2 separate regions of the Homo sapiens genome follow, and region 2 is linked to region 1. Evidence: chromatin contacts called from ENCODE Hi-C or POLR2A ChIA-PET data. All regions are on one chromosome and are shown on one strand. Each heading gives the region's core, a stretch centred on a gene start or an enhancer-like site at or near the end of the contact. The rest is flanking DNA. Distances are from core to core; before and after follow the strand shown.

Evidence for each region. Hi-C counts contacts between places; a loop is a spot of excess contacts on that map. ChIA-PET counts read pairs that join two places held with the same protein, here RNA polymerase II (POLR2A). Pooled maps may share reads with other maps.
Region 2: a loop to region 1 is called in a map of naive thymus-derived CD4-positive, alpha-beta T cell, with 10 times the contacts of the local background. The contact joins the promoter of TNFAIP8L1 here to the promoter of MAP2K2 in region 1. A Hi-C loop is called at or near these places in 1 of 168 maps with a recorded cell type or tissue (naive thymus-derived CD4-positive, alpha-beta T cell) and 7 of 50 pooled maps. POLR2A ChIA-PET finds 5 or more read pairs at or near these places in 2 of 52 experiments (GM10248 and H1).

The regions. Positions count from the first base shown.
Region 1 is chr19:4,122,419-4,126,178 of GRCh38, reverse strand. It overlaps MAP2K2 (mitogen-activated protein kinase kinase 2), which reads left to right and starts at 2,057. Exons shown (of 11, transcript NM_030662.4): 1 at 2,057-2,395. The coding sequence starts at 2,304. RefSeq lists silencers at 1,905-2,024, 2,215-2,464.
Region 2 is chr19:4,637,724-4,641,418 of GRCh38, reverse strand. TNFAIP8L1 (TNF alpha induced protein 8 like 1) reads right to left here and starts at 1,903. Exons shown (of 2, transcript NM_152362.3): 1 at 1,790-1,903. RefSeq lists an enhancer at 903-1,902 and silencers at 1,803-2,242, 2,303-2,382.

The sequences.
Region 1 (3,760 bases), core at 808-3,307:
TTTTTTTGTTCTGTTTTATTGGAGACGGAGTCTTACTTTGTCGCCCAGGCTGGAGGGCAGTGGTGCAATCTTGGCTCACTGCAACGTCTGCCCCCCGGGTTCAAGCGATTCTCCTGCCTCAGCCGCCTGAGTAGCTGAGACTATAGGCACACACCGCCAGGCCTGGCTAATTTTTGTATTTTATTTATTTATTTGTTTGTTTGTTTGTTTGTTTGATTTTTTTGAGACGAAGTCTCGCTCTTGTCTCCCAAGCTGGAGTGCAATGGCGTGATCTTGGCTCACTGCAACCTCTGCCTCCCGGGTTCAAGCAATTCTTCTGCCTCAACCTCGCGAGTAGCTGGGATTACAGGCACGCGCCACCATGCCCGGCTAATTTTTGTATTTTTTTGTTTTAGTAGAGACGGGGTTTCACCATGTTGGCCAGACTCGTCTTCAACTCCTGACCTCAGGTGATCCACCCGCCTCGACCTCCCAAAGTGCTGGGATTACAGGCGTGAGCCACCGCGCCCAGCCTATGACCTTTCTTATAAAGTGGTACGGCTATTGTATTAAATAGTAAGGTGGTGCTTCAAAAAGTTCAACATAGAATTACCATATAATCCAGTAATTCCTCTTCAGAACATATACCCAAAAGAACTCAAGGCAAGGACTCAAACAGATATTTGTACATCTGTGTTCATAGCGGCACGATTCACCGAAGTGTCTAGTGGCAGATAAATGGATAAGCAAAATATAGTCCATGCACACAATAGAATATTATTCAGCCTTAAAAAGGAGGAAAATCCTGACTGGGTGCGGTGGCTCACGCCTGTAATCCCAGCACTTTGGGAGATCGAGGCGGGTGGATCACGAGGTCAGGAGATGGAGACCATCCTGGCTAACACGGTGAAACCCCGTCTCTACTAAAAATACAAAAAAATTAGCCGGGCATGGTGGTGGGCACCTGTAGTCCCAGCTACTCGGGAGGCTGAGGCAGGAGAATGGCGTGAACCCGGGAGGCAGAGTTTGCAGTGGGCCGAGATCGCACCACTGCACTCCAGCCTGGGTGACAGAGCGAGACTCCGTCTCAAAAAAAAAAAAAGGGAAATTTTTCTTTTTTTTTTTTTTTCTGCTCTTTTTTGGAGCAGGGCTACCCGATTGGAAGTATGCCCGGAGTAGTCAAGTGGGTAAATTCTAACACAGGTTACAACGTGGATCTAACACAGCTACAACAGGCACCTTGAGGACGTGGCCCTCAGTGAAATATGCCAGCCACAAAGGGACAAAACCTGTGTGATCCTACTCATATGAAGTCCCTAGAATCATCAGATTCACAGGAAGTACGACGTTGGGTTCCAGGGGCTGGGGAGGGGGATAGGGAGTGAGGTTTCATAGGGGACAGTGTTTCAGTTTCGGAAGATGAGAAAATTCTGGAGATGGTGGTGGTGGTGGTTGCTTAATGCCGCTGAGCTGTGCATTTAGAAATGGTTAAAATGACAAGTTTTATGTTATGTGTATTTTATAATAAAAATGTTTCAACATGCGCATAGTAATATATGCAATTTTATTTGTCAATTAAAATAAATTTTAAAAATGTTTTAGAGTGGCCTTGTTCTGATGAAGGAGGGGGAGTAACTGACACTCTAAGGCGGTGGGGGCTAGGGGCGTGTGTCCACGCTTGCCAAAAAGATTAAATGGACTCTGGGTGGGTCTCGTCCACTGTTCTGGGGTCTTACGGGTTCTCTCAGCCCCAGCCTGGGGCACCACAGGCTCTCAGGAGTCTGGCTACCCTGCCCACCTGTGCACGACCATCACCCCAGCCTTCATCCCTCCGTCTCCTCCCCTGCTCCCGCGCCTCATGCCCCAAGCGCTTGGGCACACGCGCCGTGGTAAGGCAAGCGAGGGCGCCCGGTCCCGGCACCGCCTCGCGTCGGTCTCCGCCCCTTTCCCCTCCGAAAGGCGGCCTTGTGCTGCTGCGCAGGCGCGGCGGCTGGGGGTGGGGTCCATCGCGGCTCCCGATCCCGTTATCGCGAGAAGCCGGTCCGCGATCTTGTGGCCGCCCCTCCCCTCCCCCTGCCTCTCGGACTCGGGCTGCGGCGTCAGCCTTCTTCGGGCCTCGGCAGCGGTAGCGGCTCGCTCGCCTCAGCCCCAGCGCCCCTCGGCTACCCTCGGCCCAGGCCCGCAGCGCCGCCCGCCCTCGGCCGCCCCGACGCCGGCCTGGGCCGCGGCCGCAGCCCCGGGCTCGCGTAGGCGCCGACCGCTCCCGGCCCGCCCCCTATGGGCCCCGGCTAGAGGCGCCGCCGCCGCCGGCCCGCGGAGCCCCGATGCTGGCCCGGAGGAAGCCGGTGCTGCCGGCGCTCACCATCAACCCTACCATCGCCGAGGGCCCATCCCCTACCAGCGAGGGCGCCTCCGAGTGAGTGGGCAGGGGTCAGCCGGAGGCTTGGGGTGCACGGGGCAGGGAGCCCTCGGGGAAGGACGGGGCGAGGGGACGGGGGTTCGCGAGGAGTGCACGAGGCAGGGGGGTCACGGGGGAGGACGGGGTGAGTGGTGCACGGGGCAGGGGGTTCTCGAGGGGAGGACAGGGCAGGGGACCCTCGGGGGAGGACGGGGCAGGGGGCCCTCGGGGGAGGACGGGGCAGGGGGCCCTCGGAGGACGGGGCGAAGGGTGCACGGGGCAGGGGGGTCTTTGAGCAGTGAGATTGGGCGAGGGGAGGTCCTTGTGGTGGAAAAGATGGGGTGTGGGGTTCCTGAAGAGTGGAATTGGGATAACGGGAGTCTCTGAGTAGTGAAGTTGGGGTGAAGGATGTCTCTAAGAGGAGAGGATGGGGACAGGGGTCCCTGAGCAGCGAGGTTGAGTGAGGGGAGGTCCCTGCAGTGCAGAAGATGGGGTGTGGGGCTTCTGAAAAGTGAAGCTGGGGTGAGGGGAGTCCCTCAGTAGGAAAATCGGAATGAGGGGTGTCCCCAAGGAGAGAACAGGATGAGGCTCCCCAAGCAGTGAGATCGGGGTGAGGGGTATCTCTAAGAGGAGAGAACACAGTGTGGGGTCCTTGAGTAGTGAAATGAGGGTGAAGAGTTCCTAAGAGGAAAGGACGGAGTAAAGGTTGCCGTAGTCATGAGATGAGGGTGAGGGGAGACCCTGAGTAGGGAAATCGGGGTGCAGGGCATTCCTGAGAGGAGAGGATGGGGTGTGGGGAGGTCAGGCAGCCCCTGAGGAGGAAATCTGGGCAAGGGGGCTCCAGAGGGGAGAGGATGGGGTGAGGGGTCCCTGAGTAATGAGACTGAGATGGGGTAGGGTCCCTGGTAGGAAAAGACGGGGTAAGGGTCCCTCAATAATGAGATAGGGCCAAGGGAGGTCCCTGTGGGAAAAGACAGGGCATGGAGTCACTGAGTAGCAGAATGGTGGTAGGTCTCTGAGTAGTGAAATGGGGTGAACGGTCCCTGAATAGTGAAATCGGGGAGATGGTGGGGTCCCTGAGTAATGAGATTGGAGTGAGGGGAGATCCCTTTGGGGAAAAGATGGGGTTTGGAATCCCTAAGTCGTGAGATCAGGCCAAGGAGATGTCCTTGCAGAGAGAAGATGGGGTGCAGGGCCCCTGAATTGTGAGATGGGGTTGAGGGGGTCCCTGGGAGGAGAGGATGTGTCGGTGGGGGCCTGTGGGGGAAGGATAGGCAAGGGGTGTTCTGCATATTGAAATGATAGTGAAGCGAGTCCCTTGGGGGAGAGATGGGGTGAGGGGGTCCCTATGGGGGAAAGATGGGGTGGGAGGGTTCCTATGGG
Region 2 (3,695 bases), core at 654-3,153, 520 kb before region 1:
CTTGCCCTGCTCCCCGTCTGTAACACCTGAGCTGTACCTGGGCAAGTGTGAGTCATTTTTTAGCGTTGACGTCTCTCTGGGAGGAGTGTTCCCCTGTCAACGGCTGGAGTTTTGTCCTCAAGGCACCCTTTCGTGGCCCCATTGGACAGACAGGGACACTGAGGCCTCCGGAACCCACCATACTGAATTGTCAAGCAATCAAAAGACCCCTCACCCACCTGGGCTGACCCCTGGGGGAACGGGGATGAGGAAACTGAGGCTCTGGGGGCACCTGACCGTCGGTCCAAGGCCACACAGTGGGAGGGGCCGTACCGCGGGGCCTCAGACCTGCACCCGTCTGCAGAGCCACCCCACCATTGGAGCAGGGTTCAAGTCCCCCCCCCGGCCCCATATTCCCTGCAGGGGTCCAGGCACTCACCCACCACCTGTATCCCAGGCTGCTCCAGCCTCTGGCCAGTGCCCGATTCACCCAGGTGTTTGTGTGGCTGGAGACAGCCCTTTGTTCACGGTTTCCATAGGTACAGCGTCCCTGAGCGGCCCCTCCTCTGCCCCTCCCAGCCCTTGCCTGTGCAGGTCCTGGGTCCGGCCCATCCAGGGAGCTTGTTATGTTTCAAAGTTGGCGCCCTCGGACCTGCCGTAGTGGCAGAGGGCACAGCCCATGCAAAGGCCCTGAGAGAGGACCTCGCCTGGGGTGTTGGAGAAACAGGAGGAGGCCAGTGTGACTGGGGCAGAGCCACAGCGAGAGTCAGGCAGGTTATGAGCAGGGCCTGTATTCCTGCATCTGATCCCCCAGCAGCCCTCAACTTGGGGAGTTACGACCCACTCCTGTTTTACAGATGAGGAAACTGAGGCTCCGCAGAATTGAAAAACTGGTTCAAGATATCATGCGGGTGGCAGAGCTCAAACCTAGATTGGTCCAAGCTCCGCCACCACTGGGCTGGCCCCCCTGGGGCCTCCCAAGGCGTTCATCGCCTCCAGCTGAGCTGGGACTGGCTCAGGAAATAAACTCTGGCGGCCTGTTTACACCTGGGGCTGCTCCTCCACCAGCCCTTCCCCCCTCCATAGAGAAGGTGCTGGGAAATGTGAGGATGCAGAGAAAACAGATTCTGTCCTGCCTCTGTCCCCACTTCCCTGGACAAACATTGGAAGCATTGGCCTCTTTCTAGGCCTTAGTTTCCCATCCCAGGAAATGGGCCTAGTTCGACTTCACAGAAAAGGCCAGGAGGCGGCAGGTGTCCTTCAGATCACCTGCCAATTACCTTAGCAGCGACGGTCCCAGTTCACAGCTGGCAAAACTGAGGCCAAGTCCCCACAGGCCACTTGGGAGCTCATTAGGGGCCAGTCTGGGTGGGCCCGGGCTGGCCTAGGCCTGGCTCCCCGCCACCGATGCCTGGACCGATGCCTGGTTTAGCTAGAAGCTACAGTCATGCCCACCTCCGCACGGCTGGCCCAGCTGCCCACCGCCTGGAATGCCCTCAGGGTTCTGGAATCTGGCCTGAGCACCTGCGGCCCTACAGTTAAAGGGGGCAGAGTCCACTAGAGTCCACATGGGGGATGGGGGTGCTGGTCCCAGAGCAGAGCCCCACGCCAAGGGGGGCAATTGAGACTCAATCTGTCTCCCCCTAACCTATACAGCGAGAGTGACAGAGAGACAGACGGAAACTGAGGCAGGAATGTAGACGGACAGGCGGTGGGGTGCAGAAGCATTAAGGGGCGGGAGAGACAGAGGGCGGCCAGGTGGCCCCCGAGATGCGCTGAAATGGGGGGCGCCCCGGCACTGCTCGCTCACCTACTCTCGAAGCAGAGTCCGTACGTCCAACCGTCGGGGGTCCGTCCAGCCGCCTCCGTGGGCCGGGGCCGTTGCCGCGGCGGTGGGAGCAGCGCCGGAGCCGGGGCCGGGGCCGGGGCGGGGCGGGCAGCGCGGCCCCGCCCTCCACTCGCCTCGCCCCTCGGCAGGCCACGCCCTCCACTCGCCCCGCCCGCGCGGAAGGGACCGGAGAGTTGCCAGGCCTGGGGGGCGGGCCGAGCGCTCCGGATTAGCCAATGACAGGGCGGGCAATGTACGAAAAGGCCAATGGGAGCAGGGCACTGCGACGGGGGGGAAGTGGGGGGAAGGGGCGGAGCCTGGGGGCGGGGTCAGGCGGCTCTGGGGGATTCCTCCGGAATCGCGAAGGGGCCCGGATGCGGGGGCGAGGCCGTCGTGGGGGTGCCGGCCACAGAAAAGGGAAGAGATAAGAGTACGAGACAGACAGAGAACCTGGGGAGGGAGGCACAGAGACACCAACAGGAAGAGACCAGAGAGCCAAAAGGCAAAACAGACCAACCACGTGGTTCTGCACGGGCCCCTTCCTCCTTCTGGGGCTAGTTTACCCGCCTGGGTAATAGGAATTTCGGCAGAAGCGTGTTTCTCAAAGTACGGCCTCGGGGAACCCTTCGCGTCAGAAAGATCTGAGAGTCCATTTTAAAATGCAGATTCCAACTAGGTGTGGTGCCTCACGCCTGGAATCCCAGCACTTTGGGAGGCCAAGGCAGGAGGATCCCTTGAGCCCAGGAGTTTGAAACCAGCCTGGGCAACCTAGGGAGACCCTGTCTCTACAAAAAAAAAAAAAAAAAGAAAGAAAGAAAAAGAAGAAGATCAAAATAAGTTAAAATTTTAAAAATACAGAGTTCTGTGCCACAAGAAGGGATGAATCTAACCCAGGGTTGTGGGGCTATAGATGAATCTTTGGGGTGAGGTGGAGGGCTCCTGGAGACCTCATCAGAGGATCCCCAGGTCCAGCCTCGATTTCCGTAGGAATGAGCCTGCAGGACACACAGGAGCCTCCCGGCTGCGCAGCGCCAGCTGGGGTCCCCCGGGGAGGATGCAGCTGTGAGTCCTGGGAACCAGGCCCTGGAGCTGCTCCCAGGTCCCCTGCAGCACCATTTCCGCCCTGCAGCCCAACTCTGGGTCCCGGTTGCAGCTAGGGCCTAGGGAGCCCATAGCAACCTCGCTGCTTCTTCCTCCAGGAAGCCAGACAACAAATTGTTGAGGGCCTGTTGTGTGTCCTGACCTGCACACGGGATTCAGGAAGACCGAGGCACAGGCCTCAGGAGGCAAAAGTAAGTTAAATATCTCATTGGCTGGGCCCGGTGGCTCACCCCTGTAATCCCAGCACTTTGGGAGGCCGAGGTGGGCGGATCACCTGAGGTCAGGAGTTTGAGACCAGCCTGGACAACATCGTGGAACCCCGTCTCTACTAAAAATACAAAAATTAGCCGGGTGTGGTGGCACATGCCTGTAATCCCAGCTACTCAGGAGGCTGAGGCAGGGGAATCGCTTGAACTCTGGAGGCAGAGGTTGCAGTGAGCCAAGATCGGGCCACTGCACTCCAGCCGGGGCGACAGAGCAAAATTCCATCTCAAAAAATAAAACATACAAAAAAAAAAAATTAGCTGGTCGTGGTGGTGCACGCCTGTAGTCCCAGCTACTCGGGAGGCTGAGGTGCTAGAATTGCTTGAACCCCAGAGGCAGAGATTGCAGTGAGCCGAGATCGCGGCACTGCACTCCAGCCTGGGCTACAAAGCAAGAGTCCATCTCAAAAAATAAAAAATAAAGCAAAAATATGAAAAAATTAGCCAGGAGTGGTGGTGCACGCCTGTAGTCCCAGCTACTTGGGAGACTAAGGCACGAGAATCACTTGAACCCAGGAGGCAGA